Regions from separate parts of the Mus musculus genome. Here all the other regions are linked to region 4. The links are chromatin loops, found by intact Hi-C in ENCODE. Cell type or tissue: heart. All regions are shown on one strand. Each heading gives the region's core, and the rest is flanking DNA. Links, peaks and the distances in the headings are about the cores only. Region 1 has its middle 23 kb from the start of Rps6ka1. Region 2 has its middle 4.1 kb from the start of Arid1a. Region 3 holds the start of Hmgn2 (high mobility group nucleosomal binding domain 2). Region 4 holds the start of Pigv (phosphatidylinositol glycan anchor biosynthesis, class V). Region 5 holds the start of Gm30019 (a long non-coding RNA gene).

The links. A loop is a pair of places that touch in the nucleus more often than their neighbours do. Peaks named below come from ENCODE experiments on the same cell type or tissue, not always from the same donor. Only the 100,000 strongest peaks of a DNase experiment are listed, where the experiment ranks them.
Region 1: it touches region 4 in a loop (2.5-fold over the local background); 6 of 42 quality-filtered maps call a loop at or near these places.
Region 2: a loop joins it to region 4, with 6 times the contacts of the local background. A loop is called at or near these places in 20 of 42 quality-filtered maps.
Region 3: a loop joins it to region 4, with 3 times the contacts of the local background. A loop is called at or near these places in 2 of 42 quality-filtered maps.
Region 5: it touches region 4 in a loop (6-fold over the local background); 11 of 42 quality-filtered maps call a loop at or near these places.

Annotation. Positions count from the first base shown.
Region 1 is chr4:133,907,443-133,913,455 of GRCm38, forward strand. No RefSeq gene overlaps it. Among named protein-coding and RNA genes, the nearest start is that of Rps6ka1, 23 kb to the left of the region's middle. In heart, for the core only: no CTCF peak of the experiment used is centred there; a DNase peak (open chromatin) is centred at 3,529; H3K4me3 peaks cover 1,705 bases; H3K27ac peaks cover 1,690 bases.
Region 2 is chr4:133,755,051-133,761,063 of GRCm38, forward strand. It overlaps a transcript of Arid1a not described here. Among named protein-coding and RNA genes, the nearest start is that of Arid1a, 4.1 kb to the left of the region's middle. In heart, for the core only: a CTCF peak has its summit at 2,507; DNase peaks (open chromatin) are centred at 1,841 and 2,481; H3K4me3 peaks cover 2,693 bases; H3K27ac peaks cover 2,794 bases.
Region 3 is chr4:133,964,171-133,970,183 of GRCm38, forward strand. Hmgn2 (high mobility group nucleosomal binding domain 2) reads right to left here and starts at 3,821. Exons shown (of 6, transcript NM_016957.3): 1 at 3,625-3,821; 2 at 2,787-2,831; 3 at 2,596-2,625; 4 at 2,259-2,309; 5 at 1,781-1,876; 6 at 569-1,403. The coding sequence starts at 3,639. The coding sequence ends at 1,368. Dhdds (dehydrodolichyl diphosphate synthase) reads right to left here. Exons shown (of 9, transcript NM_001362959.1): 9 at 4,858-6,013. In heart, for the core only: a CTCF peak has its summit at 3,089; DNase peaks (open chromatin) are centred at 3,141 and 3,831; H3K4me3 peaks cover 3,381 bases; H3K27ac peaks cover 2,323 bases.
Region 4 is chr4:133,668,385-133,674,381 of GRCm38, forward strand. Pigv (phosphatidylinositol glycan anchor biosynthesis, class V) reads right to left here and starts at 4,263. Exons shown (of 4, transcript NM_178698.5): 1 at 3,935-4,263; 2 at 1,354-1,476. The coding sequence starts at 1,431. In heart, for the core only: CTCF peaks have their summits at 1,621 and 2,928 (motif pointing right); DNase peaks (open chromatin) are centred at 2,957, 4,057, 4,147, 4,987 and 2 weaker places; H3K4me3 peaks cover 2,867 bases; H3K27ac peaks cover 2,081 bases.
Region 5 is chr4:133,771,226-133,777,238 of GRCm38, forward strand. Gm30019 (a long non-coding RNA gene) reads right to left here and starts at 4,549. Exons shown (of 3, transcript XR_003955286.1): 1 at 4,317-4,549; 2 at 3,533-3,749. Gm29942 (a long non-coding RNA gene) reads left to right here and starts at 3,838. Exons shown (of 3, transcript XR_390817.4): 1 at 3,838-3,966; 2 at 4,161-4,324. In heart, for the core only: a CTCF peak has its summit at 3,593 (motif pointing left); DNase peaks (open chromatin) are centred at 3,546 and 3,856.

The sequences.
Region 1 (6,013 bases), core at 419-5,418, 240 kb after region 4:
CTGTCTCCCAGGTACTAGGATTACAAACATGAACCACAATGCTTGGCTCCAGCAGTTATTTTTCTCTTCTTCTTCTAAAAATAATTAAATGTATTTATTATTTATGCATATGCATGGGTGTGTGTGTAGAAGTTTGCGTGCAGATGAGTGGGTGTGCTTAGGAGTGTGTATGTGGTGGTTCACAACTGTCTGTAACTCTCATTTCAGAGCATTTGACACCCTTTCCTGACCTCCACAGGCACGTGGCATGCACACAATACAATTACATGCATGCAGGCAAACATTCATACACACTAAAAGAAAAAAAATAAATTTTTAGAGAAAGAGTACAAAGTTCACATGCCTAAATAAACCGGTCCGGTTTCCTCCCCTAATAACCCATCTAAGCTCAAATGCACAGACAAGAGGCAAAAGCCTGCACGGGAGGCTGAGGGGTTTGCAGGGCTGGCATTACCCAGGGCATCTTGCAGCAGACAGATGCTCAGAATCCTAAGACTTCCTCCACGTCCCAAGTTGCCAGAGCAGTTCTAGAATGCCCTGCTTAGTCTCCCCTCTCTGAGTCGCTAACCCTCCTGGCTCTGCCACTGCTCTGCCACCCCTGCTCTGCCAGCAGCTTTTCCTGAGTGGGCCTGGGAGGAATCCCTCCAGAACACAGCAGGCTTGTGCTTCATGTCTACCCCCTTCCTTGGCAATTGTCACAATATGTTTCGAACCAAGGCTGGAGGAGGAAAAACGATGAATATTTACATGTAAATATTTTTGCCCTGTTGCACAGAAATAAAGATTGGAAGGAAGTCAGCTGAACACTAACAGGAAGAGACCAACAGAGGCATGGAATCAGATAAAGTTGGGCCGGGTTCCGGGCTGTGCCATTCCGTCCTAGCTGTGTGACCCTAGCAAGGAACCCTCCCTGGACAACTTTGTCCAGACCCCAGATTCCCACTGCATGAATTACTTAGCATTAACCAATCCATCCAGTATAGTTTACAGAATAAACTTGTATTCTCGGTACTTGGGAGGCTGAGGCAGGAGGATTGCTCGAAGTTCAGGGCCAGGTTGGGCTACATTGTCAGTTCCAGGTTTAATTTGGGTCACACAGACTATGCCTCAACATAATAAGACAATATCAGCTGGTCCAGGGTGGTGGCAAACACGTTTCACACAAACCAGCACTAGGGAGTCAGAGGATATTTGTGAGTTCGAGGCCAGCCTGGTCTAAAGAGGGAGTTCCAGGCCAACCAGGGCTACACAGAGAGACCCTATCAACCAAACCAGAACCAAATAAGCAAGCCAATGCAGGCTGGAGGAGAGCAAGTAACCAAGGAGACTTAATCTTGATGACTTTCTTGGTTCTTACCAATATTCCCTCTAAAACTGTTGACAGTGATCACGTAGTTCTGTTATATTGTTATAAGCACAGGCCCAAACTAAGAGTTCATTACTGGTGGACTAACTGAATTGTAAATGTTCATTTTCTGGAAATACCGACTCTTTAAATAACAATCCTATCTATTATGTATTGACACAAACACAGGACAGTATAGATTGAGTCAACCATAGGCATGTGACCTCTTCTTATTTATATATGTAGGATCTCTCAAGCCGGTAAACACAAAAATACTGTGTGTGAAAAAAAAAAGTAAAAGGATGAGGACTTTTAGTTCTACAAGGCAGTTCATGTCTTTAATCCTAATGCTCGGAGAAAGAGGCAGGCGAATCTGAGTTCAAGGCTAGCCTGGTCTACACAGTGAGAAATCCCGTCTCAAAACAAAACAAAACCTGAAAGTTCTCTCTCTTTTTTTTTCAAATTTTTTATTAGATATTTTCTTCATTTACATTTCAAATGCTATCCTAAAAGTCCCTATACCCCCACCCCCGGCCCTGCTCCCCTACCCACCCACTCCCACTTCTTGGCCCTGGCGTTCCCCTGTACTGGGGCATATAAAGTTTGCAAGACCAAGGGGCCTCTCTTCCCAATGGTGGCCAACTAGGCCATCTTCTGCTACATATGCAGCTAGAGACACGAGCTCTGGGGGTACTGGTTAGTTCATATTGTTGTTCTACCTATAGGGTTGCAGACCCCTTCAGCTCCTTGGGTACTTTCTCTAGCTCCTCCATTGGGGGCCCTGTGTTCCATCCTATAGATGACTGTGAGCATCCACTTCTGTATTTGCCAGGCACTGGCATAGCCTCACTTTTTTTTTTTTTAAGGCATGATTTCTCTGAGTGCTCTGTAGACCAGGCTGGCTTCAACCTCAGAGATCTGCTTGCCTCTGCCTCCCAAGTCCTGAGATTAAAGTCCTGTGTCACTATGGCCGGCTTAAATTGGTTTTTGTAAGGTTAATTTTTAAAAAGATTTATGAATTAGAATTACATTTTAAATGTTTTAACTTTCGCTGTGCCAGGGCCTCATATTAAAAGGGGGGGGGAGGAAGGGAGGGAGGGAGAGAGAGAGAGAGAGAGAGAGAGAGAGAGAGAGAGAGAGAGAGAGAGAGAGAGAGAGAGAGAACGAGCGAGCAGGCAGGGTTTATTGGTACGTCCAGTCTATGCTGAACCCCAGAAAACAGAAAGAAAATGCATCTCCCTCCTATCCCTGGTGCACTTCAGTTAACAATAGCATTCAGTGTTAAGTTGCTGAGGCTGTCCCCCAGCCCTCCCTGTAAGGGAAACTGCTGGAGTCACAAACGGACTCGGGAGAACTCACCTCTATCTGTCTAGCTTGCTTGTTTTAGGTTTTGGATGCTTGTTCGGTTTTGTTTGTTTTAGTTCTTTAACACAGGGTCTCACTTTGTATTCAAAAAGCCAGGAACTCACTATGTAGCCAGGGCTGGGCTCCAAGACCTTCCCGCCCCAGGAATGACAGGCATGAGCCACCATGCCTGGCAACCTAATCTTGTTGAAACTGAAGATGAAGCGCTCATGAGCCTCTCTGTTTGGCTGGGTTCTGAGAAGGGCATATCCTGCTGTGAGTGGCGGGAGGGTGCCGCCAAGTGACAAGCCTGGGCAATGGCTGGAATGTTAAAGCGTGGATGACACACCAAGGACCTCCGACTAACTCTATAAACCAAGGACCTAGATCTAGTCCCAGACTGGGCCCCAGGACTGTCCTGTATGTCCTCCCCCAAGCCGCGTTCCGACACATGGCACGACTGGAGCCCATTTCCGAGATACCCTAGGGCCAGCATCGAGCACCCAAACCCACCAAGCCACGTGGTGCCCTGTAAATCAGCCCCGTGCTCGCTTGGCTTCCGCGTGGCTACTGCTCCCATCACCCCGCGCGCTCCCCAGATTATGACCCCGCCCCTGAGGGGGCGTTCCAACCTGAAGCCCCGCCCACACACGTGCGTGCGCGTGCTCCCTGGGCCTCCTGGGACTGGCGATAGCCAAAGCTGGTCCCTGGGAAGCTTGGGTCTGGTGTCGGCCTCGGTGAGGGCTGTGATGGTCGGGTCAGAGCCGTACATGAGCTGGGCGGTCCTGGGAGAGGCTGTCGTGTGTCGTGGACGACGTCAGATCAGACGCTTGGAGGGGAGCCTGTGGGAGCTTCCAGTTTCGGGCCCAGAGGACCCAGTGCGGTCACTGGCTCCCACGCACGCGCGGAGCTCAGCTCTGCGTCGCCCCCGTGCGGACAGAGGAAGCAGTGCCTGCCTGGCACCCGAGGACTCCTCTGGGCTGCATGCGACCCAGGCACGCGTGGCCACCTAGGCGATCTACTCTCCAGACACCGCCCCCTTCCGTTGATGGACCGGAGGACGGTCTGATGTTGTCATGGCGACGGCTGACCAGTGATTTCCTCTAGCTACTGTGAATCTTACTCTGGACAGAGAGAGCACTGGAGTACGGTTACCCAGCCTCCTTGCTGTGTCCTCAGTCAGTAATCTAAATAGATGAGAATTGATCCCTCCCTAAAGCAGCAAGGCCTTGAACAACAAAGCAACCTTTCCTAAAAGCCTGCTTACCTAGTGAAATCAAAGATCAGTGATAATAAAAGTATTCTTATTCCCAGTTCCTGAAAGTGGGTAATATTTGGACCAGCGAGATGGATCAGTGAATAAAGCGTTTGCTGTGCAAATCTTAGGCCCTGAGTTTGATCCCCAGAGTCCATGCAGATGTAGAAGGAGAAAAATAAGACTCCAGAAAATTGTTGTCTGACCCTCATTTGCATGTAGCTGCATCTCCAATCCCGATAAAAATAAATGGAACAAAAAAATTAAGTTGATAAAATTTAATGAGGCTGATTAAGCTGGGTTCTTACAGAGTACCTTTGTATACATGGTAACTGCGTTCCTTACCAAATTAAGGAGTAGACACTCTTATGTAAGAAGGAAGTTTAGATTCAGAGAAATAACTTGTCCAAAGTTATACTGCGGATGTAGCTCAGTGGTAGAGCACTTACCCAGTGTGTGTGAAACTCTGTTTTCAGTCCTTGGTACAGCAAAGTCAAATACAATGGTAGGCTAAGTTCGTTGTAGTTGTTGTTGTTGCAGACAAGCTCCTATTTAGCCCAGGTTGGCCTTGCAGGCATAGCTGATCTTCAACTTCTGATTATTCTGTTTCTATTCCTCCACCCAAGTGTTTTGCACGGTGTGTGCCACCATGCCCAGTTTGAGTCAGTGCAAGGGATCAAACCCAGGGCTTCATGCATGCTAGATAACACTATCAACTGACCTGCATTCCAGCTTATATCCAGTTCTTTCTTTTAATAAACAATAGCATCATCCTGTTTCCTGCTACCCAGGGGACTTCCACGAATTTCCACGGGTGGAGTTTTCCAGAACTGCCACGTGCAGGATCAGGTTGTTCTTAGCAGACACACATTGCTTTCTATTGGGATTTGTGGTGGTTTGAAAGAAATAGGCTTATAGGGAGGTGTGGCCTTTGTTGGCTTTTAATCCCTATGCCAGTGTGCTGAGGGGTGAATGCTGAAGGATGTGTGGATCATTTAGAAAGAACATTCTAGGGCTAGAGAGATGGTTCAGTGGTTAAGAGCACTGACTGCTCTTCCAGAGGTCCTAAGTTCAAATCCCAGCAACCACATGGTGGCTCACAACTATCTGTAACAGGACCTGATGCCCTGTTCTGGTATGTCTGAAGACACCTATAGTGTACTCATACACATAAGATAAATAAGTAAATCTTTAAAAAGACCATTCTAAACAAGAGAGAGAATTGCACACATAAAGATGCAGGAGCCCAATGTGATAGTGTATGCCTGTAATCCCAGCTCTTACATGGCAGAGGCATGACACTCTTGGGTTTGTGGCTAGTCTAGGCTACAAAAGGAGTTAAAAGGCAGCTTTAACATGTCTCAAAAATTATCCAAATTTTATGACTTTAATTCCAGGACTCTGGAGGCAGAGAGGCAGGCAGATTTCTGTGAGCTTGAGGCCGGCCAGCCTGGTCTACAAAGTAAGTTCCAGGATAGTCAAAACTGCCTGAGAAACTCTGCCTCAAAAAATACCAAAATCAATCAATCAATCAATCAACCAATCAATCAATTCATCTAAACCTAAAAACCAAATGAAAACAAAGAAGTAAGAAACCAGGACTGTAGTCAGCAACAGAGACTTACTGTATCAATAACTACAGGAAGAGGGGAGTGCAGAAGAAGGAAAAAGGAAAACAGACATTTCAGAATTCAAGTATACTTGCGTTTCCTTTGAGCAGGAGATCCTAACATTAGTCAATTGAGTATCAGCCTAATGAAGTTTACCAGAAGTGACAGTAATTTTAAAATCATGGGTTAACCTTCTTGATACTGTTTCAGTTAGGATTTCTATTGCTGTGAAAAACATCATGACCGTGGCAACTTTTAAATATTATAAGTTATAGATACTGTATATTTATATATAATTAATAATTAGATTTATTATTGGGCTGGCTTACAGTTCCAGAGGTTTAGTTCATTATCATCAGAGTAGGAAGCATGGAAGCTTGCAGGCAGACTTGGTGCTGGAGAAGGAGCTGAGAGTTTTACATCTCGATCTGCAGGCAGCAGAGAGAGAGGATGATGCTG
Region 2 (6,013 bases), core at 302-5,301, 87 kb after region 4:
AGAGAAAAGGAGGAAAAGAGAAAAGAAAGGCACTTACGTTGTGAACAAATCCAACCACCGGATCAGATCAGTGTCAGGAGGTTTGAAAATCAAACGTGGTCATCCCACCACTTCTCTTAAAATGGTGGCTACTGATGCGTTGGGGGCTTAAGACAGTCCTCCAGGCAAACCAAGCTCCATTAGCACTTCCTAAGGGAACCTAGCTCACAATGGCCAGTAGCCCAATCTTCAAAGGCAAGTACCTTGGAAGACTGTAAACAGCCCACAGAAGAGGCTCCAGGGACTGAAAGAACCTCTGTTCAAAAACCACTGCAGAAGAGGGATGCAGAAAATGGAAACCATTTTCTCTATAAAGAGAGAAAAAGAGCCTAACAGGTCACACAGAAAACGGATGCCCCTCAGATCTGCTGTCTATCCTAAGGTGTAAGACTCCTTGAAGTTTACCAGAGACCCTAAGGCCAGGTTTATCTGTGAAGATCAAGGCATTCGCGGAAAAGCTCAGAGTTGTCCAGACCTACAGGCCTCACCAGTTCCACAGCAGCCTTTTCTTCTCAGGCAGGCCTGGAATGCTCTGACAGGGCAAGCCAGGAGAAACCAGAGGGAATTCCAGCGTCTCACCAGGACCAAGACTGCCTTGGGAAAGCATCAATGACAAAGGCCTCTTTTCCTCCCAGATTTTATAAATGGAGACTTTGGACCACAGACCATTATTTTAGAACTTGTGGGCTCTGCAGGCCCCTGGAGTTCTGATCATGTCATGGGTCAACAGAAATAATTCTGAAAGGCTAAGTCATTTCTTCTACCCCCAAGAAAAATCAAGAACACCCCACATTACAAACCTTCCGTAGTAAACTGAGAATGGAGCCATGGCCAGAGCCCCTCTGCTCTCCCATCCCCCAACCAAGAACCAAACCAACCTGCCAAGGCGATGGAACTGGCTGGTATGGACCAGTTTTCATTCACGGCCCTCAGAAGCACAACTCTAGTGGTGCATTAGGTCCTAGAAACCAAATTATAGGCTGCCTCATAAATGGAGCTTTGCTATTTAATCAACTGCCTCGGAGCTGCCAAACAGTCCTGAGTCCCGCACACAAATGAGGAATTTTTTACATGCAATTACCCTGCCATTTTCCTCGGAACTGGGGTGTAATGGGAAACCTGGAGCCCAGTGAAAATCTGGAAGCGAGAATGGATTTGTCTTCAAGGAAAGTCCACATGGCCTTCTTCCATGGCCGTGCATATGGAAAGCGCCAAAATCCCTTTCCCTACACGTGGTCACGCTGTTTTGAAAACAGTCACCATTTTAATCTAGCAATGAGGCAAAGTGCATAAAAATATATCCACCTGGGTCAGGAGAGGTAGTGTTTTTCTTCTTCTCTACTTTTCTTTAAAAAAAAAAATCTCAAATCCTTAGAGTCCCTTCCTCTCTAAGATCTACAACATTAACCTAAGACTGCTGGGCTGAGGAACTTTCTTAGAAACTGGTCCATCCGCTTTCCCCAGGGGCACTGGGAAGGAGAAGGGGGAGGGGAGGAGCGGGCACGTGGCTGGCCCGAGCAGCGAGACCCCGACTCGGGGCCGTGGGTCCTCCCCTCGGTGGGTATTTTTCCCCCACAGCCCCTGCCTTTTCACCCCACACCCAGGCAGCTCAGGAATCCCGGCGCAGATTATAGGGTTAGGACAGCGCTCTCCTCTCGAAAGCGCCTCTGCCACCGGCAGCCTGATGGCAAATATGGACTGAATCGTTGACATGGAAACCGGACTAAAGTCTCGTTCGCTGGCTCTCACAGGAGAGTTCTTATCACCAAGCCGGGCAGGACGGCAATCGGCAAAAGTGGACTGGATCCGGGGCCGGGCGGACCGGGGGCCGCTTCTGGGCGCCGGAACTCCGGCGGCAGCCACAGCCAAGGAAAGGGGGCTGGGCTGCCGGCAGCAACCGGCTGAAAATGGCAGAGGATGTGCTCTCATTCTCTCTGGCTGCACAGCGTGCATGGATTGGGCCTGAGAATGAGGGATGAACCTATGAAGATCCCACACAGTCAACTGCAAAATGTGGAAGCTGGGCCTGGAGGCTTTGCTAGGAGAAAGAAACGCTTGCAGGGAGGACAAGCCCTTCTTCCTCCCTCGCAGTTTGCTCACTCTAAATGTCTGAAACACGAAACTCCTCAAACAAACAAAAGGTCGGCCTCGCCTGCCCCGCAGACCTCTCTCCCTTACTGGACTCGGGGCAGGACGCTTGCTAGCAGAGGCAGAGGGAGGGTTCTGCCTGCTCCGGGCTGAGACGTGCGGAGCCGGGCCGTGGCCCCCGCACATTCCCGCCGCGGCGCCACAGCAGACACCCAGCCGAGCGCTCTCAAGTGCGAGCTGGAGCTGCGAGTTTGAGCAAAAGGGCAACTGTGTCAGTTGACGGAAGCCAGAAGCAGAGTTCAAAGCCTGGCGTGGATTTCCGTCTGGAGCTGTGTTTCTTAAAGTTTGTAACTCCGTGTGAAGAAACAGCCCCAGCGGAGGCTTTGGGATCAGTGTGAAAGTCTAGCACAACCATCTGACAGTGAGCTGCAAAACTTTGGGCTGCATATTAAGCGAGGAAAGTGGATTGAAGCTAGAGTCAAGGCAATTCATTATGCTCCCGGCTCGCAGGCAGGAGCGCTAAGACACGAACTGGATTGTCGCGGGGGAACATGGAACGGAGTCCGAATGGCGCTCCACATCACTTCGCGGTAAAAATCGTGCCCAAGAAGCCCTAAGAGCGAACCGAACCGGGTGGCTTCCAGCTTCAAAAGTTCGCACACTGCTTTTCTGGTTCACTTTTCCACTCACCTCAAAGTCTTAAAACAATTTGGGAGATTCTAATTTTACAAAATAAATAAATAAAAGACCCATTTAAAGAAATGTTCATTTCTCAATGAGACTTTTTTTTTTCCCTCTGAGCTAAGGCAAAATAGCCTTGAGCATAAATCCTTCGGGTGTTTGTGTTAACATAAGAATTACCTGCTTGGCAGTGGTGGCACACGCCTTTAATCCCAGCACTTGGGAGGCAGAGGCAGGCAAATTTCTGGGTTGAGGCCAGCCTGATCTACAGAGTGAGTTCCAGGACAGTCAGGGCTACACAGAGAAACCCTGTCTCTGTCTCAAGAAAAAAAAAAAAAAAAAGAATTACCCTCACCATCAGCTCCCTACCAAAATGAAATAAACATAAAATAAATGCAGTTCTGTGGTAGGACCCTCATGGATAAGACTCTAGGGTTTGATTCCCAGCAATGCTACAAATATAATCATAAGATAACATAAGTAAAATACAGGTCCATGCTGATTCTGGTCTGTGGAATATTTCAAATAAAACAACTCCCAAGGTCAACCTACAGAAACAAAGCAACTCCATCTTTCACGCTCTTTTTGTTTGTTTTTTGTTTTTGTTTTTCAAGACAGAGTTTCTATGTATAGCTCTGGCTGTCCTGGAACTCACTCTGTAGACCAGGCTGGCCTCAAACTCAGAAATCCAATCTACCTGCCTCTGCCTCTCAAGTGCTGGAATTAAAGGCCTGCACCACCATGACCAGCAGAAAATTTTTGTCTTTTTTTTTTTTTTTTTTTTTTTTTTTCCAGAGCTGAGGGACCTCTAGCACTGAGCTAAATCCCCAACCCAGGCTCTTAATACTACAGCTAACCCTTCTGGCTCATTGGCTCATCCCACTGCTGAATGACTTTTTTTTTTTTTTTTTTTTTTTGGATAAGATAATAAAACTACCATATATATGGTTTCTTTTGTTTGTTTGAAATAGGACTGGAGCCCAGTGTGGTAGCATAATCCTTTAGTCCCAGGTTGATCTATAAACTGGAGGCCAGCCTGGTCTACAGAGTTGAGTTCCAAAACTGCCAGTGCTAACCAGAGAGGCCCTGTCTCAAAATGGGCTCGTGCCCATAACACACTTGTCCCATATTAAACCAATGTAAACTGATTTTCTTTTGTGCAGTAAAGCCTAGTTAGGAAAAACTTCACTGCATATAGTGTAATCTGAGGAGAGAAAACACTAAGGCTGAGGGTGGAGAAGGAAATCAGAATAGAGGGGGAAAAAAACTCAAGCATCCCAGGGGGTCTTCTCTCAGGCCCTTGTTTGCAGAGTTTCCTCACATGGCCATCTTACTGAGGTGGGACAGAGTGGGGCAGTTCCTCACAGCAATTCTGGAATGGGGCTAGAAGGAGTCTTCTGTTCCACCACACATTCTGTAGAAAATACTTAGAAGCAAAACCGCAGAAGGGTTGTAGACAAAATGGAGGGAAGAGGGCATGTACTCTGAACCAGGAGGGGCGGCTGGAAACACAGATGCTTCCCTTGTTCTCCACAACACAACCACTTCAAGAGATTCCCCCACATGATGCTCATAGGCTTTTAATGGTAGAATCAAAGACAATCTAAAGGGACCTATTAAGCATAAGACAGGAAGTGAATGGCCCTGGGGGACAAGCATTCTGACTAGCTTGGACTGGGTATGAACCCATCTATAACTACTAAAAAAAAAAAAAAAAAGAGTCTGACCTCTGTGGTGGTTGTGATGGGAGTGGCACCCCGCTCCAGGGAATGAGGAACTTAACAGGGACACCACAGAACCCTGTCGGGATATAGCTTCAGGCTTTGGCACCTCCCCACATCATCCCTTGTGTCCCTAAAATTTCCAGAAGCCCCCAGAGGGGTTGAGATATGAAAGCAGCTACTGTGTCACCACCTCACCACCCGTGAAGAAGTGTGCTGTGACACTTGCCGCCCTGCTAGAGGATGGAAGCAGGTGAATATTTTCAGCTGCCCTGTGCAGTGGATCCTTCAGGAACCATGTGCGCGCATGCACACAAACTCACACTCATACACACACTTACACTCTCATACACACTCAACTCAAGCACACAGATGCTCGTGCCCATAACACACTCGTACGTAGTGACATTCATACATGTACACACTCATCTATAGGGATACTTATACACACTCACACACACACATACACTCAAACACAGACACTGTCACAGACACTAATACACATTTACACTCACACACTCAGACACCCACACACCAGCACATTGTATGTTCATGACTAGAGCCCATCTGCAACAAGAATACACAATGCTAACGTTAGACACTGTGTGTCCCAAACAAATAGAAATCTAGAGTACACATGATGGGCTGGAGAGTGAGCCAATGGTTTAGCAACATACGAGGCAAGCTCTCTACCACTGACCTGCTACTATATAACACTTTTTACAATTTTCAAATATATGTTAAAATATATTATTCCACTTTTAAAATATAGATCCCAGCATGGCTAGTCAACTTAGGAACTGTGCTGTAGCCTCAGCCCAAAATAACACGTACACTTTTTTACTTTTTTTTTTTTTTTTTTTTTTTTTTTTTTAAGTAATCTTATTCCTAGCCGGGCGTGGTGGCACACGCCTTTAATCCCAGCACTCGGGAGGCAGAGGCAGGCGGATTTCTGAGTTCGAGGCCAGCCTGGTCTACAAAGTGAGCTCCAGGACAGCCAGGGCTATACAGAGAAACCCTGTCTCGAAAAAACAAAAACAAACAAACAAACAAATAAAGTAAACTTATTCCTGAACTCGGTGTCGCACACCTTTAAGGCCAGCACTCGGGAGGCAGAAGCAGGTTGATTTCTGTTAGCTCAAGGCTAGTTTGGTCTATACAGTGAGTTACAGGACAGATAGGCAGAGCTACAAGGTGAGACACTGTTTCAAAAAAAAACAAAACAAGCCAGGCGTGGTGGCACATGCCTTTAATCCCAGTGCTTGGGAGGCAGAGGCAGATGGATTTCTGAGTTCGAGGCCAGCCTGGAGCCTGGTCTACAAAGCGAGTTCCAGGACAGCCAGGGCTACAGAGAAACCCTGTCTCAGAAAACCAAAAAAAAAAAAAAAAGTAATCTTCTTGATTGGTGCTGGTGGAGGTGGTGGAGTAGTGTGTGCTATGTGGATGGGACATGTGTGGAGGTTAGAGACAACACTGTGGAGTTG
Region 3 (6,013 bases), core at 486-5,485, 300 kb after region 4:
ACTTGGTAACTGGCCCAGAGACTGCCACAGCTCATGGAAGAACTGCATGCAGTCCATGGTTAAACGATATTTACAATCTGAAGAATGGTACTGAACCCAATTATAGCTTCAAGTTTTGCTCAAGCACCAACCTGCTAACCATAACCACAGGCTCCCCTCTCTGGAACTGTCCCCAAAGTCAGAGTGAATGTCCCCAAGGTACAGGTCCAACATTCTTTTCTTAAGATTCAATATATGAGTACACTGTTCCCACCGTCTCAGACAGAAAACCCATCCCAAAGCTTTAAGAAGTTAACTGTTAGCTTGACCTTGATACAAGAACACTGCCCCAAGAAAGGCCAACAGCACTCTAGTCGGTCTAGGTGTCCGCACCAAACTTGGCCTGCCAATCAATCTCTACACGTCCTTGAAGAACCATTTCCCAAACCCACTCCCCAGTCTATTTCTGGGAAGCATATATATATACCCACCTCCACTTACCACCATGTGACCAGATCCAAGAGCAATGGATCAATACAAGAGACCTGGAAGGCAGGTTCCCCAGTGTTGGGAAAGATCAGAGGCAGCATTCCAAGCCTAACTGTAACCAGCTTTATTAAAGATTCTTTTCATAAACAATCATGGTATTTCAGGCAGGACATGGGCAGACAATCAACAATATACAAGAACTTCCAAATTCCCTTCTTGTATAGACTACCAAAATCAGAAAGCCACTATAAAACCCAATGAAGTCTTCATTCAATGCTTTGAAAAGGGGGAAGTAGCTTAGAGTGAGGGTTGACATTTCACATTAAGGATGTTGTTTTAACAACTTTTCACAAGCCGACCCTGACTTTTAGGCAGAATTATCAATCTGAAGATCCACAATCTTTTATAAAAGGAACCAGTGCTCTTTTGAGAACACTCAATGAAGTCACTGCAAAGTCCCCATCACTCAATGGACTGGGAAACCAATTTTGGGGGCCCGGTTCCAACAGGTCTCTGGTTTTTAAGGGAATTAAGTCTATGTTGATAGTACAGGGGGAAGAGGATATAAAAGTGAATTTATAGTTTCCCCAGACCACAAGGCATTGTTGTGCCTTGGTGGCCACCTAGGTCAAGACCAGGATCTCTCTCCTGGGAGCCAACAGGAGCCTTCCAAAATTATCAGGGAAAGAGGTTTTCTGTCCTCAATCCAGCTTGGGAGAGATTTTGTTACTGACACATGATCCTTCCCCCACCCAGTAATGAAGTGTTCTGTGTGCTAACAATATAGCTTAAAAAAAAAAAGTAAAACGAAATTCTGCATTTTTATAAAACTTGATAAAAAATAGTATTTCAAACTGTACAGTCACCAGAAGTACACAGTTATCAAAAATGCACACACATCACTTGGCATCTCCAGCACCTTCAGCTTTCTGTGCCTAAATGAAAAACAGATAAAGTCAGTATGTACACCAAAATTTATCTGCTCATAGTATTATATGGAATCATCTTGTTTCCGGGCTAAAATCCAGGTCTTGGGTACTTAAAAAGACCCCATGCATGCACCTGAAGAACAGACCACTTGCCAACCACCCCCCTACTAGAGAAGACCAAAGGTCACTCCCAGCTTTAAAACTCTATGGTACCAGCATGAGTGACCTATCAGGACAAGCTTTAGGTTATGGTAGACCTCTGAGGATTTCAGGCAGGAGGAAAATCACATCTAATGCAGTGTGACACAGATATAACAGGTAACAAGAAGTTTGGCTATCACTAAGTGCAGGTACACCCGACAAGAAACGAACAGCCACTCTACCTGGTCTGTTTTGGCATCTCCATTTTCTGCAGGATTATTCGCATCCTTCCCGGCGTCAGCTTTCCCCTTCTTCCCCTTGGGTACCTTCTCTCCCTTCTAAAACCAAGGAAGGATGGATACAAGAGTTTGTTAGCTTGCACATCTTATGTTACTGTGACATAACCTACAAAGTTCTACAAAGAGGGCTTGTCTATATCCCCTCTACTAAGCTAAAATAAATTACAATTTGCAGTCCTCCAGAGTTGTTCAAATTATAGGACAGCTAAAAATGCTTTTTTAAAGGTCAATTGTAGTTTTCTATAACTGCTGCCAAGGACACTAACAGGACAAGTTCTCAGGAACAAGGCTATCAATCAGAATAGCATAGGGCATCCACTAAAGGAGTCATCTCACGTTGAATTAGGCTAGGGTGGGGAAGGACAGTTCTCTGAAAATTCCTAGTCTAGAATTAGCACCGCGGTGTCTCAGGCTGGCTTACCTTCGCAGGGGCCTTTTTAGGTTTGGGCTCTGGCTTTGGAGGAGCAGGTTTCTTATTTTGGAAAAGTGGGGGAGGGAGAAGAGGAAACCATTAGTACCACAGACCCAAGAAACAACCCATCAAACCACAGCTTAGAAAACTAGTTCTCAGGATCACCTTTCTTTTACAATGTAAAAGCCATCTTTCACTTTAGTCTTAAGCATCAGAACGTGGGACAACAGCAAACACCTCTAGATGTGCAACAGCCACCATATATAATGCAACGGGATCACAGAGATCCGCCCCCAAGTGGTTCCCAGTATCAGGTAAAGATCAGGAAATAGACGCATACACTTACAGCAGACAACCTCGCAGATCTTCTCTGTGGCTATTAAAAAAGAAAGTAAGAGGAATAAGCACAGGTCTCCTCACTAGTCAGCTTCACATTAAAGAAAAGTTAATGAGACAATTCGTGGTCATTTACTACCACAGAACCTTGGTAGCTACTACGCAAGGCTTTGTGCGTTGCCCTCAATGGATAAGACTCACCTCGTCCTTCACCTTGGTTTTGTCTCCTTTAGCATCCCCTTCAGCCTACAAAATGATAAAAAGACCAAAACTTGTAACCTCGGAGGCAAATCTCAGAGAACCGGAACTTAACAGCAACCGTCAGACCCCATTCTAAAAACGCATACACCCAAGTTTTATATAAGAAGCCTTAACGGGGATAAGGCCCAACTAAAGTCCGAGACGCACGGAAGACCGGGCAGGCTGGCCGCAGAGCGCGGGAGAAGCTGGAGCCTGGCCCCACAGGCGCTCGGAGCCACCAGCGCCAGGCATTAACAGCTGCAGATTGTGCAAACAAACCTCTCCGGAGGCGGCGCCTGGCGCCGTTGCCATGGCAGCCGTCGAGGGCGGGAGCTCGGGGAAGCCGTGGGCGGGGGCGCGCGTCTCGTGCGCCCGGAACGTGGGCGGCCGGGGAGGGCGGAGCCACGCCGCGGGCCCGCCCCTCGCGGACGCAGTTTTGGCGGCAGCGCGCTCCCCCGCCCGCCCAGCCGAGCGCCGCCTTCCCGCCCTTTCGGGTTTGAATCGCCCGCTCGTTCGCTCGCTCGCCCGCGGGAGGAAGGGAGGAGGGGAGGGGGCTGCCGGTGGGGGAGGGGGCGCGGGCGGCCACAGGGAGCGGGATAAACAGCTGCCAACATGGCTCCTCCTGCTACCGCCACCGAGCCTCCAATATGGCTTCTGGCGCCCGCGGGCAGCGCGCCTCGCACGATTCGCCCCGCAGCCGGACTCGGGCTGGAACCTCGCGCCGCGCCCGACCTACCGCCGAGTCCCGAGCCCGAGGCTGGCGGTGGTCCCGGGGCGCCCGCGCGCTCGCGCCACGTACCTTTCTTTTGGGCATGGTGGCGGCAGGGGACGTCGGCGCTGAGCACGGGGATACAGCGGCGCGCGGGTTTGCTCCGTCCGGGGGTCGTCCTCGCTGCTTCCTCACACTGCTCGGGCTCCGGGGGGTTTATAAAGTTTTTATAGCGCTGGGAGCCCCGGACCGGTTAGAACCGGATTTCACCTCCCGTCGCCGCTCATTGGCCCAGTTGGGGTCACGTGGGCGGGGTTTAAACTCACCTCCTCTGGAGTGAGGAGGGGGTGCAGGGGGAGGGCGCTCGAGACGGCGGCGCGCCTTGGGGGAGGGGGCGCGCCTCGGAGTCGGAGGTAATAAATGAGGGGCGCGCGAGGCGGCAGGCTTGGGGTTCCGCTCCCGCCCAGACCTGGCTTTTGCAAACTACCAAGTTCCTTCCACCTTATGCAACCCTTCTACCCACTTCTCCAAGCCGTGCGACACTGGGCACATCTCGGCCGCTTTCCTTCCTGCTCCCGCCGGGGCCCCAGCAGAGGGGTTTGTGAGGCCTGGCCGCGCCGCCCAGCTCCAGAGGCGGCGGGAAGCGCGCCGGCCGCAGCCCCGGGGACCACGGGCTCCCGTGGGCTGAGAGCCGGGAGGCTAAGCTTGGCGCAGTCGGACGTGCATCCTTTTGAGTTGCCACCTTGGGGAGTCCCTCGGTGTGCTCACCTGGAAAGCAGTCCACGGGATGTGGAGGTGTGGGCTGGGAGGGGAGACTTTCCACACAGGGATGCCTTTCGGGTACAGCGGGGCAGGTAGGAGCTGTCCTTTCAGCACCTACTGCTGAGCCGCCTCCCCAACGTTAAACAGCCCCCCAACATCTGCCTGGTAGCTTCCTTAAATCCCCTCTGGCCCCTGTCACAGAATGGTGGAGAAAAGCCGGCGCCCCAGCCCGGGAGCACGCCCCTCCCACTCGGCTCTCTGGGTCTGGGCTGCAGCTACCCAGCTGCCCCCACTCAGCAGAGGCCATGGAACCTGGGCTTTGCAGATGCCACAGCTGGCTAAAGCCCGCCTCACACACCATCGAGCTGGCTTGCTCTCGGTTGCGTGAGGAAAAGGCGGTTGAAGGGAAGCGCCGGAAGATTAGGAAACAAGTAGATGAACAGGTGTGATGGCAGAGGGGCCCTTCCAGGCCACCCCCGCCCAAAGTCCGGCCTTCTAGAGCTAGCTGAGTGCACCCGATGGAGGGGGCCAACTGCAGCAGTAAAGCAAAACCTTCTCTCGTTTGCAGTTACCACACAAACCTTGTATCTCAAAAAGAAAATTTTAAATTCTTTTTGACATCCATAACACAACTGGCTAACATCTGCAATAGGGTGTTTGGTGCTCAGGCGGAAGGCACAAAATAGGTCCCATCTTAATTTCTGAGGCAAGGGTTGAAGCTAGTTTGTAATAGCCATGGCAGCAGAAAGCAGACATCTGCGAATTCAAATCAAGCATTTTTCAGCCTTTGCCTCTGGACAACAGTGGATCTGCCTCTCCTTTCCACGCCCACAGTGGCTCCCGAGGCAGCCATCCTCCACCCCACCCTGTGCACCTTTCCCAGAATACAGGTCCTGGGGCTGGAAGATACCAGCCCCATTAATCACCGCTACTGTACTCCAATCTTAAGAGAAAGTCAGCCAGGCCTCAACAGCCCTGCTTGCCCGGCAGATTCCGTTTGCTGCCTCCAGCCTCTCATTCCCGCCTTAATTGTAGGGCTCTGTATTATAGCCACATAATTCATGCCTCCCTAATTAAAGCTGTCAACAGCCTCATTGTAAAGCTGGAAAATGCACAGCACCTGCTCTTGGGGATCTCTGTGCCAGGGATTGCTTTTGGGGAGTGCCAGGTGTACAGGGGGCCTTGCCAAAGGGTGCACTGATTGGCTCTTGGTTTCAGTGTCAGGCCTTTTTTGATTCTGATAGGAAGAAGATGGCCAAAAAGTTCACCAGTGCCAGGCATCTGGGCACAGAAATAGGGATGGGGAAGAAGGCATAGCGCACGTTTTGGGGAGGGAGGTGCTGGGGGGAGGGCTTACAGACAGCATGAGACCAGAGTGACATTTGGTTGGTGGTTCTGGCTAGTACTCACAGCTCAGAGACACCTGAAGCAGACTAGCTCAGCAGAGACCTTTCTTCAGAGGTCATCTTCTCTCCTCAGCCCATGGGGAGGCCAGGAAAGGATGCAATCTTGCCTCTTTCCTGATGGGGAAGAGTTGGCCTCACAGGCTGAGAGGGCTAGAGTAAGTTCTGCCATGCAGAAAGCAAACTGTCTCAGGGCCTACTTAGGGAGCCAGGTCAAAGAGCTGTGAGGACCTTTTAGACTGGGAGTGGGAATCAGTTTGAGATGGCAAGGGAAGAAGACTTCAGGCCACTGGGAAATGCTTGGTTCTGTTCAG
Region 4 (5,997 bases), core at 1-5,000:
CCAGTGAACAGGGAGTTAAAACCTTCAGAGAGTAACTGTCACTGATAGAGATGCCAGCGACAACGGAGGGGAGCTAGGGCTATAATCTGATAACACTAGCATTACAGCTGGAAGGCTAAGGAGAGAGAATGAAATCAATTTATTGTTATATGTCTTTCTGCCTCATTAGGTTGTCAGCTACTTGAGGGAAAACATGACCTTTCGTTCACAATTTAGCACAGTTTGGGGAATAAGTACTTACTATAATTTTGGTGGCTGAACTTCAGGGGTTTGGGGAAATAGAGTGTTTCCACGCTCACAGTGCCTGAGAGCCCAGCTGCCCTGGCTGCCCTTCCCAGCTGCTGACTTGCTCCTCTGCTCCTGCCAGGAGCTCAGCTGGTGCTGGCTCAGCCATCACTGAGTCAGGCTCCCCAGCCCAGCGACAAGAGCACAGCTCACTTAAAGGTTCTTTCTCTTCTTGTCAGTTTCCTCATCAGGCCACTCCAGTGAAAAGAAATGGGATGGGGTGACAATCACAGGTAACAGTACAGGCCACCAAGATGAAGACTCTTTAATGCCCAAAGTCAGCAGAACCTGAAGTGAGCATAGAGCAGGGGAGGAAAGGCTCAGAGCGAGAAGCTCAGAGCGGGTTAGCAGTGGGGCGGAGGGGGACAGAAAAGGTTTCTACAAAGGAAGGAGTCCCAGGTACGAGTGACATAGACACACATCATTATGTCAACTCAGCAACTCTAGGGTGGTGACCTCTGTTCACAGTCATATACTTGGGACTTCAAGTACAGAGCAGTACACTAGGCACCAAATAATTCACATATGTGCAACTTTCATTAAAGTATGTATCAAGGCAGCCTGGGGGAGGGGTTGGTAAAAGGGCAAAAAGACTGAGAACTGAATGCTGGAGACAGCAAGGAGAGGGACTCAGGACTGTGGATATTCATAGATGGTCTCAGAACTTGAAAGTGGCTCCTCTCTCCCACTCAAGTAGCACAGAACTTGAACTCCAAGAAAAAAAGAGCCCTGTGTGACACTGTGAACGGTCACACACACCTTAAAAGTATCTCGGTTGGCAAGACCATCAGATAGCTAAGGCTGTTAGGAAAATCTCTACTTTGGGCAGGGAGCTAGGGGTCTTTAGCTTTGGACAAATCATTTAACCTGCTGCTTCACGTGTAAGACACATGATCGATACACAGTTTAAGGCTCTTGCCCACTTCTCAGGTTCCAGGTCTCAGCCTGTATGTGATCACCCACATGCTGAAGCACACCAGGAAGTAGGGAGATGAGGACCACTTATTCTCCATTGCTAGCTCAGTCACATGGCAAGTGCATGCTCAGGGGAAAGGATCAGAGACTGACCTGTAGCACTAGAGTCAGGATGCGGCAGTTTACTGCGAATCTCAGCACCTCTTTCTGGGATGGGTCCAGGAGTCCCATCCTCTCTCTCACCACCAGGACTGAGCTTCCTCCGGCTTCTAAATTCTAACACCCAAGGGAGAAAAGGTCACACACAGGCCAAAAGCAAATCAATAACATTTTCTCCAGGGGAATCACCCACTTCAACATGGCCATGGCAAACAGAGCCACCTGGCTTCCCGGTGGGAAGACTATCCTGAAGGCAGCTGGACCACTGGGTGTCACTCTTGAAGCACTCTAGGCCAGTCAGTAAGTAACACACAGATAAGCACAAGCTGGAAAGCTAAGCTCACAGAACTTTTAAAAGCCCGTTGAAATGCTTTTATGTAGGACTCAAAGACCCGGGTTCAAAGCCCAATTTTGTCACTTGCAAGTTCTCCCTTAGTCCCTCTGAGAGTCAGTCCTGTGTGTGTAAACCAGGACACTATTCTCTACCCCTCCGATCTCACCAACTCGTCATCATGGTAAAATGGACTGAACTAAAAGGTACCGCACAAGTCAATGCCGTGGCTGCTATTATTTACCTGTGCCATTTTCCCTTTTGCCCAGAATAATAAGCGAATTCCCAAACCAGAGTCCCCAAAGTGGGGCACAGAACCATCCTAGAAGCCCGTAATTACTACACATGCCAGCTTCACTCTCTGATGTGTGTTCAGCTGGTCTGTTAAATTAAGTGGAGAAGGAAAAGAAAACCACTGCTCAGCAGGACTCCGGCCAGCTCCCACTGCTAAAACAAACTCGGGGAAGACAGAGTCTACCACTCGGGACGGGGTAAACAGCCATTTCCCATCTCCGCGGGAGTGGCGGCAAACTCATACAAAAACCCAGTGCCATTCTGAGGCACAGAATGCACATCAAGGCATTTCTTTAAAAACACAATTTAATAGCAGTCACAGCTCTTACTGTGTTTAAGCAAGGAGAGGAAGAGCCCCGTCTTTCTTCTCTCACGTGGCTAACACCCTCTAAACTTTTAGGCTACACTTGCTTTCTGGAATTTTCTGATCCCACCAGACAGCCCTATATTCTCACTGCCTCATGCTCTGCCATCTTTATCTTCCTATCTGTTCCTTATGAGGACGGGGGCTTTGTCTCCTAACTCTATTATATCCCAGGACCCAGCATGTAAACAGACATCTGTTCTCCCAAGTGCACGAAGTAGCAAGGACAGGATAGAGAATCGTCAAGTTTTCTGACGCTAGAACTAAGATCACTGGTCCAAGCATTTCTCCCATCGTGTTTCTGGTTAGAAAGCAAGATGGCCCAGCGGGCAAAGGCACTTGCCACTACAGTGACCCATAGGCTGAAGATGAGAAGACACTCCCACAAAGTTGTTCTCTGTCCTCACTTAGGTGTGCCAAGGCGCACCTGTAGCTCCACACATATATACATAAACATATGCACATAAAATAGAATTAAAAAAAAAAAAAGCAAATGACAAAGTCACAGAAAGCATGGGAGAAAAGAAAAAATTCTCCGCCAAGGGAACAAGACTGGTTAATAGCGGTAGTACCCCATCCTCGGCACGAGGGGGCGCCTGCTGCTTACTTCATCACCAGGAGACCGGGAGAAAAGGAGGCCCCCTCACCTCCCAACTCCATGTCGGTTTATTTAGGACAATTCAGTTTAAAGTTAAGCCGCAGGAAACAGCATTTTCTGACTACCCACGATATCTCCAACACTGGATTCACTAAACCCAAATAAATGACAGAAACATGGACACCCAACTCAAACTCAATCAATCTCTCCCTCCCTCCCTCTCTTTTCCCTGGCCTCCAATCCGCACGCACAAAGGAGGCAGAGAGAGGAAAAGTACTGAATCCACCTCTGCATCTTGATTCTCAGTCCTTCCCTCTTTCAAACTCTGGCATCAGTGGCCACAGGAGATGCAACCCACACTCAAGTTAAACAAAGTAAAATCAAGACAGTCAATTATCTCTCTAGCTATTTTGCCAACACCCCTTTGAAAGAAGCCCCTTGCCAAATCAGACTCTTAACTGGCCGGATGCTTAGAACCAACCAGTTTCATTTTTCTTTAATTTACCCGTGAAATAGGCTCCAGAGATCTCATTAGACACCAGTAAGACTGTGTAATTACCATCGCCATTTTATGGATGTGAAAACTGAGGCTCACTGGAGCCAAGTGACACGCCCACCACTTAAAGCTCCTCACGCACTGCTTTCTAAAACCTATGTCCACAGTCAGGAGAGCTTTTTGCCATAAACAAAGGGTATGCATTCCTTGTCCAGCCAGGACATCCAAGGCTTAGCCCAGAACTTTCTCCAACTGTAGCACATGTTGTTGCTGGAAGCTTATGGTGATGGGCCCTAACTGGGAAAGATCTGTTGAACTGGAGTCCTGGATTTTCTGCGGAAGGCTAATACTCTCAAATGGGTGCTGCGTTATGACCCAGAGGCAACGTGGAGCGAGCCGCCTCCTTCTGCTAAGCCCTGCCATACTGGGAGCCCGTTCCAGCCTGCTCTTTTCGGACACAGTTCCTACCCAGGACGGGACAGTGACCCTCACCCCAAGGGAGCCACGGCCCAGGGCTTCGTCCCGGGGGAATCGCGGGGCCGGGCCAGGCAACGGGGCCGGAAGCAGACGAGGGCCGGAGGCTGCAAAGGAAGAGGCGGCGCCGGAGGCTGCTATGGCGGAGGGGCGGGGCTCCTCGCTTCTCTACAGCCTCCGCCTAATTTCTCTCGGCCTGCGTTTGACAGCTTCCCTCCCCGGAGGACTCCAGAGTTGCAGAGCTGGCGCCGGATCCTCCGCGCCCGCGCGTCCAGACCACCCCCGCGGAGCTCCAACTTCAGCGCCTCCATCCGGGTCCCGTCCGTGCCGCGCCTGCGCGCCGGCTCGGCCGACGGCGGCCCCGCCCCGCTCCTGCCCGGACTCGGAGCGCCCCGCCCCCCTCCTCGGCGGCCATGTTGACCCCAGCTAGGGCGGGGGCCGAGGCGGCGGCGGTGAGTCGCACCTTCCCGGCGTGGTGACACCTGAGGAGTAGGCCTCTTGACTCGCCAGCAGTTTGTGCGCGGGCGCTGCGCTCCCGGGTCGGGGCTCTCACCCCAGTCCCCTGCCGTGAGCAGCCTCTGACTTCCCGGTGTGAGCCGAGGCTGGACCCGGGCGCTGCCCCAGAGCCACGCGTTCTCTCGGTGTTCCGCCACCCCAGCTCAGCACAGGACCTGGCACACGATAGACAATATGAATAGGCAAAAGAAAGCCTTCTTGGGGTTTTTGTGGCAAGCAGCGGTACCCTGCAACTGGATGAGAAGAAAGTAGGGGAATTCCCCCTGCCTTTCCCCTCCTGGCAATGAAGGACCTCTGCCCTGCGACAGTCCTCTGTCCCACCTCAGATGACTGTATGGGACGAGGAAGGAAACCTCAGAGAACACCCCCGAGGATTCTCCCTCAAGCAGTTTCTGTCGCAGGAACTGGCGCCAAAAAAAAGAAAAAGAAAAAAAAAAAAAAAAAAAAAAAGGAAGCTAATTGAACAAAACCGCCTGTTGGGGAGGAGCGGCCAGTTGGTACCCCTGTAACTAACGGAAACTGTTAGAACAACTTTGCACCCGCCTTAGAGGAAACAGATAGTAAATCCTTCTCCGTTGGTAGATTTCTCGTTTCTCAGGATTCCAAAGCCTTGTGTGGTTTCAGTTATCTGTCCTCTCAAACGTAGCTTGGGTCTAGGTTAACCTCTGGCCACAGCCCTGGCTGAGGGAGGGGTTTATCTTCTGCAACAGCCACAAATGTGGGTGGGAACAAAGAGATGGGTCTCTATCTCTCCAAGCAAAAAAAAAAAACAAAAAAAACAAAAAAAACTAGCCTTCATCAGTTCGGTGGGGGCCAGAAGCTGTGTCTGTCTATCATCTCAGGCCCTGGGATGTCAACTGCCCCTTGGATGTTTGCGTGTAAGGTGGATAATGTATAATTTAATGACTGGTAAAGAGAAAACAGGAGTTTCCAAAGTCATTTTTCCTCCCCCCCCCGCCCCCCGAAAGCATTTGTTGCCAGTCCTGTGAGTGAAATGTCAGTGCCTCTCTAGGCACACTTGTGACTAGGGCCCGAGGTTGTGACTTGACTTTCTTACAGTCTTCGCAGCACCCTGACCTTAAAGAAACCATCCTTGCTTCGTGAATTCACAGGGGAAAATGGCATGCAAGCTCGAGGTTCTGTCTGTCCAATAAAGAATCCCTGCAGAATCTGCTTGTAAAAAAGGCAGGGGTCCTTTTGTGAGAAGTGAGAGTGTTTGTTGAAACACCCTTCCTTAGGAGGTAGAACTTTGACTAGATCTTCAGTCGCACTTGGCTGCAATCTCTCCTTCCTTCCCTTCCCTTCCCAGCCGCCCAACCCCCTTCTCTTCTGCTGTTTCCCGTTTCATTTTCTGGCTTCTTCTCCTACAGAAGAAAAAAAAAAAAAAAAAAAAGGAAACTGAATCTTGTGCTCTCAAAGCCCTGACACTCTGGCTTTTTGGACTGGAAGGTGGCAGGATGGGATGGGAGGGGTGTGTAGGGCTCCAAGGCTGTGAGAGGTGAGAGAGACAGTGCTAAGCAGTTTGCCTTTAGAGTCTACAGTTAAAAAACGGAGCCTGCTGAGCC
Region 5 (6,013 bases), core at 680-5,679, 100 kb after region 4:
GCATGACCTCTTCAGTCCTGGGCCATCAACTGCAACTGAGGCTGCACCTTCACCAATGGCCTTCCATGATCTTTCACAGTGCCAAGTCTCAGCTGCTCTTCGTGACCCCTTCATGCCTTCAAAACCAGTACCACCTGGGTGACTCTTACCCAAGTCCAGCCACAGCACAAGGTACAACCTTGGCTATCTCTGGAACACAGCCTCTGTGCTCTCAGAATACATTTCCCAGATTTCACCTCAACGATGCTGGTCTCTTCTTAATCACTGCTAATTTCTTAGCTCCAGCTAACCAGCATCAATAGTCCCAGTAATGCAAAGTTTTGCTTTAGTAGCTCTGGTATCTTGTCAATCACAGCTGATTCTTCAGCCCCAGCTAACCAGAACCACAGACTCTTCACAATCAAAATAGCAAAAGCCCTGATAAGAGTCTTTAATCTTCTCTCTGAAATTTCACAAACCAGACCTCCATCTTCTGCACTGTTCTCAACATTATCTTCCAAGCTCCTACACAACATCTCACAGAGTTCTTAACAAGGAATGGATCTTCTAGCCCAAAGTCCTTCCACAGTCCTCCCCAAAACATGGTCAGGTTGTCACAGGAATACCCCACTCCTGGCATCAATTTGTCTTAGTCAGGGTTTCCATTCCTGCACAAACATCATGACCAAGAAGCAAGTTGGAGAGGAAAGGGTTTATTCAGCTCACATCCCTCCATGACCTCTTTATCAGCTCCTGCTTCCAAACCTTCTTGAGTTTCAGTCCTGACTTCCTTTAGTGATGCACAGCAATGTGGAAATGTGAGCTAAGTAAACCCTTTCCTCCCCAACTTGCTTTTTTGTCAAGACTTTTGTGTAGGAATAGAAACCCTGACTAAGACATCGGGAAACACTCAACTATGAAGTTAACTCAACCCTGACCTCAAAGAAACTTCCATACTACTGAAATATTAAGAGGGAGAAGGTCAGGCCGGGTGTGGTGGCACATGCCTTTAATCCCAGCAGGAGACAGAGGCAGAGGGATCTCTGAGTTCGAGGCCAGCCTGGTCTACAGAGTGAACCCCAGGACAGCCAGGGCTACAGAAAGAAACCCTGTTTAGAAAAACAAAACCAGGCCAGGTTTGGTGGTGCATGTCTTTAATCCCAGCACTCTGGTGGCAGAGGCAGAGGGATCTCTGAGGTTGAGGCCAGCCTGGTCTACAGAGTGAGTTTCAGGACAGCCAGGGCTATACAGAGAAACCGTGTCTCAAAAAAAAAAAAAAAAGAAAAAAGGAAAAAGAAAAAGAGGGAGAAGGTCTAGAAAAAAATATGCTCATGACTTTAGGTTCAAATCTTAGTACCAAAAGAAAAAGATAATTATGGAATAAAGTAGTTATGGAAAGGAAAATAGTAGAGTGTCCATGTCCCACAAATAAGACAATAATAAAGCTATTATGTATGAGTCATATTGTCTCTACTGTTCACATAGTCATTTGATTGACAGATAGCCCTGTTCTACAAAAAAAAAAAAAATCAAGGCTGATATAGACTAATCATTACAAAATAACAATAATAAAAAATACACCAGATTCCTCTCTCTCTCTCTCTGTATCTGTCTGCCTACCTGTCTTGCTGTCTCTGTCTGTCTGTCTGTCTCCTTTTATGTTTTGATGGAGACTCTCTGTAGCTGGGCCTTGAGCTCTCATTACCCTGTTTAAGCCTCTCAAGTATAGAGACTGTAAGTGTCCACAACCTCACCTAGCTAAAACTCTACTTTCTTAGAAATTAGGTCCTGGGTTTTTGTTTGGTTTTTGGTTTTGTTTTTTGTTTTTGTTTTACACACATTTAAAAATAGAGACTAAGCCGGGCATGGTGGCGCACGCCTTTAATCCCAGCACTCGGGAGGCAGAGGCAGGTGGATCTCTGAGTTCGAGGCCAGCCTGGTCTACAAAGTGAGTTCCAGGACAGCCAGGGCTATACAGAGAAATCCTGTCTCGAAAAACCAAAAAAAAAAAAAAAAAAAAAAAAAGAGACTAAATTATACAATATTACCAGTGTCCTTTTCTATGTCTTGCTAGTATTAGTGCGTGTGTGTGTGTGTGTGTGTGTGTGTGTGTGTGTGTGTGTGTGTGTGCCACTGTGTGTATATGGAGGTCAAATGACTCTTGGGAGATGTGCTATGGTGAGGGATGGTCTTTTTCTAGATGCACTGCTGCTCCAGGCTGGCTTGCCCATGAATTTCCAGGAGATTGCTCAGCTCCCTGCAGATGTGCTGAGGTTAGACCACTTAGGGTATTTCCTGTAGGTCCAGAGGTGCAGCACAAGGCATCAGGCTGACAGACAAGCGATTATATCCATACAGCCATCTCCCCAGCCCAGGCCCAAAACCTTTTTTTTTTTAAAGATTTATTTTTATTATTTGTGTCTGTCTGTGTCTGTGTGTTGAGTGAATATCATATGTGTGTGAGTGCCTAAGGAGGCCAGAACTCCAGGTCCGTGGAGTTAGAGGTATGAGTAACTGATATGAGTATTGAGAACTAAACTCTGGTCCTCTGGAAGAACCCGAAGCACTCTTAACTGCTGAGCCATCTCTCCAGCCCAAGCCTGAAATCCATGTTCCTTGGGCCTCCACTTCCAAAGCACTTGGTTGGATTATATATGAGCAACTGGCTTCAGAGTCATTATGTAGCCCAGGCTAGCTTCACCTTGTAGGGATACTCTTATGTAGCCCAGGCTAGCTTCACCTTGTAGGGTTACTCTTATGTAGGCATTGCAGATGTGCTGGCATTGCAGATGCGGGCTGCTATGGCTGCCCTGTTCTTTTTGTATTTATCACACTTATTTATTTGTTTACTTTATTGTGCATGAAGACATAAGAGTGTCCAGGTGCAGGTATCAGGGTCATCAGATAAACTGTAGGAGTCCGTTCTCTCCTTTCACTGTCTCTGTCCCAAGGAGTGAACTTCACAGTAAGTGACTTACATATGGAGTCACCTTTCTGGCGTTTGCTTGTTTGTTTGTTTGTTTGTTTGTTTTAAGTAACAGCACTGAGATATAATCACCATCTCGGGCTGGAGAGATGGCTCAGCAGTTAAGAGCAGGCACTGTTCTAGAGGACCTGAGTTCAGTTCCCAGCACCCACATTAGGTGGTTCAAACCACCTGTAACTCCAGCTCTAAGAGGTGCCACACCCCTTGGCCTGCTGGGTCATCTGCACATGCCCAGACACAGACACACAAATATAAAGAATTTTTTAAAAAATGATGGAAATAAATTCTTTAAAAAACAAAACAAAAACCAATCTAGTCCTATCCAGAGTTTCAGAACATCATCACCGTGCAAAGAAACCCCTTATTTTCAGCAGTTTTCTACAGCTCAATGCTGCAGTCCTACTTCCGGTCTGTGGAGCTGCTTATCACAGACATGTCATATAAATGGGAGCATACCATGTATGTTAGACAGCCTCCCCCTTCCACTTCTCCATAGGCTAAGGATGGCGCCTTCTATTGAGTTTCCTTTTGCCGTCTTCTCCCTGGGACTTGAGAGCTCCAGCTTACCTGGCCCTTGGCCAAGCTTCCTCAGGCACATGCAGGGACTGCCAGTGCTGCCACCTTATGCCCGTTTCTTGAAGTAGTGGACAGTGGGTCAAGCTCTCTCTCCATCCAAGACTCCTGCTCCTCCGTATTTCTCTGGCAATCAAGGCTGTGTGGCCCAGGACACAGTGTCACCAGGAGAGGTCAAGGGTGTGCTACCTTAGGATGATGTCCCAGGTGCCTGCAAAGGACCAAGAGAGAAAGAAGCGTGTGTGTATTTGTGTGTGTGTGTGTGTGTGTGTGCATGCGCGCGCGCAAATGCATGCAGGTCTCAGGGGAACTCCGCCGCAGACACTCTCTTCCTGATTCTCTTGGCTCCCAGTGCTCGCCTCGAATCACCCCACTTTTGTTTCCCCATGTGACTCTTCAGGGACCAGGGAAGCTAACCATCTCTCAAGGTTTGTTTCCATCTGGGCTAATCCTGTTGCCACTTCCAGGGGTCACTATAGTGGTGTGTTTGGACATCGGTATGCATAAGTTATGCCTATTTTTAAAAGGGGCAAAGGCACTCTAAAGAGACTACTACCCATAATGCAGAGCAAAGGGAACAAGATTTTCTCTTCCCCTAAGTGGAGATGTTCTTTTCTCACAGAGGAAGCTCCCCAGCACTGAGTTTTTGTCACGAGGCGTATCTGAACTGAAAATCTTCCCAAGGACAGCTAGCGTGAAATGCAGTGAAATGTCACCGGATTCTGGAGCCTGCGTCTGCGACCCTCTGTGAGGTGACATGGAGGTGTCAGCAAACAACCTTTATAGGTTATTATCCATTGCACCATACTTCCGTAGTAACCTGAGTCTCCACTTCACATTCTCGCTCCTGGGAAGGACGGTTCAACTGAAGCTCACGTGCTCACTGCCGTTCTTTCACATTCTTTGGAAAAACGAATGAGTGTAAGACAGTTCTGTGGGTACAGCTAACAAGCATGAGGGCCCGAGTTCGGTAGCTGGGACCCCACATGGACGGGGGAGAGAGTTGACTCCTGCCAGTTGTCCTCTGGCCTCCTCACACAGAGACAGGGTCTCTCTACATAATTCTGACTGTCTTGAAATTCACTATGTAAACCAGGCTGGACTCAAACTCAGAGATCTGCCTGCCTCTGTCTCCCAAGTGCTGAAATTAAAGGTGTGCACTGCCACTGGCTGACTTAAAGGATGACTTTTAGAATAGTTTTTCTCCTTCCAGTGGGTGCCAGGATCAAACTCTGGCTATCAAGCTTGCGCGGCAAGCTCTTCACAGGCTGAGCCAACGTGGTGACCCATGAAAGTTATTCCTTTCTCTGTTCCTGTTTTTGTTTTCTTGTTTGTTTGTCTTTTCTTTTCTTTTCTTTTCTTTTCTTTTCTTTTCTTTTCTTTTCTTTTCTTTCCTTTTCTTTTCTTTTCTTTTCTTTCGAGACAGGGTTTCTCTATATAGCCCTAGCTGTCCTGGAAATCACTCTGTAGATCAGGCTGGTCTTGAACTCAGAAATCTGCCTGCCTCTGGGATTAAAGGCATGCACCACTACTGCCCGGCAAGACAGGGTTTTCTGTATAGTTCTGTCTTGGAAATCACTCTGTAGACCAGGCTGGCCTCAAATACAGAGCTTTGTCTGCCTCTGCCCTGCCCCTGCCCATGCCCTGCCTCTGCCCATGCCCCCCAGCCCGGCCCGGCCCTGGCCCCGGTGGCCAGGCTGGTTAAAACTCTGTCTCAATAAAAGAAGAAAAACAAACAAACAAATCCAAAAAAACCTCACCTTGAGCTGGGTGTGGTAACACATGCCTTTAATCTCAGCATTCTGGAAGCAGAGGCAGGCAGATCTCTGCGAGTTTAAGGCCAGGGGTAATGTAGAGAGATAGTCTCAAAGGAATAAACAAACAATAACAACAACAAAAGAATAGGAATGGACACTCTGGAAACTCACATTAAATTTTACAGTTTTACACATTCAACGTCAAATATGTTTTATGGGCTTATCCCCCACCAAAATTTTAAAAATCCGTTACAGAACTAGAAAAATAATTACGAATGAAATAAAATGTCATTTAATATAGAATTTAAATAATTTTAAATTCTAGTCAATATGTTTATATGTAAACAAATGTGCACATGGATATAGTTTAACAGGACGAGAGAACAGAAAGGCTAAACGTGAGGAAGGATTCGATGCACGGAATTGACAGGAGTTACGTTTGGTTTGTTTTCTGGGTTGTTTTTTTGAGACAAGGTCTCTCTTGTGTAGCTTTAGCTGTCCTAGCACTCTGTAGATCAGGCTGGCCTCAAACTCAGAGATCCTGCTGTCTCTGCCTCTTGAGTGCTGGGATTGTGTGTGTGTGTGCCCGTGCATGCACACGTGTACGTGTGCATACATGTGTCCCTTCTGAGGGTGCCCAGGGAGAGCAGAAGGGAGTGTCACACACCCTGGAGCCAGAGCTCCAGACTGCTTTGAGCCTCCTGTAGGGGTGCTGGGA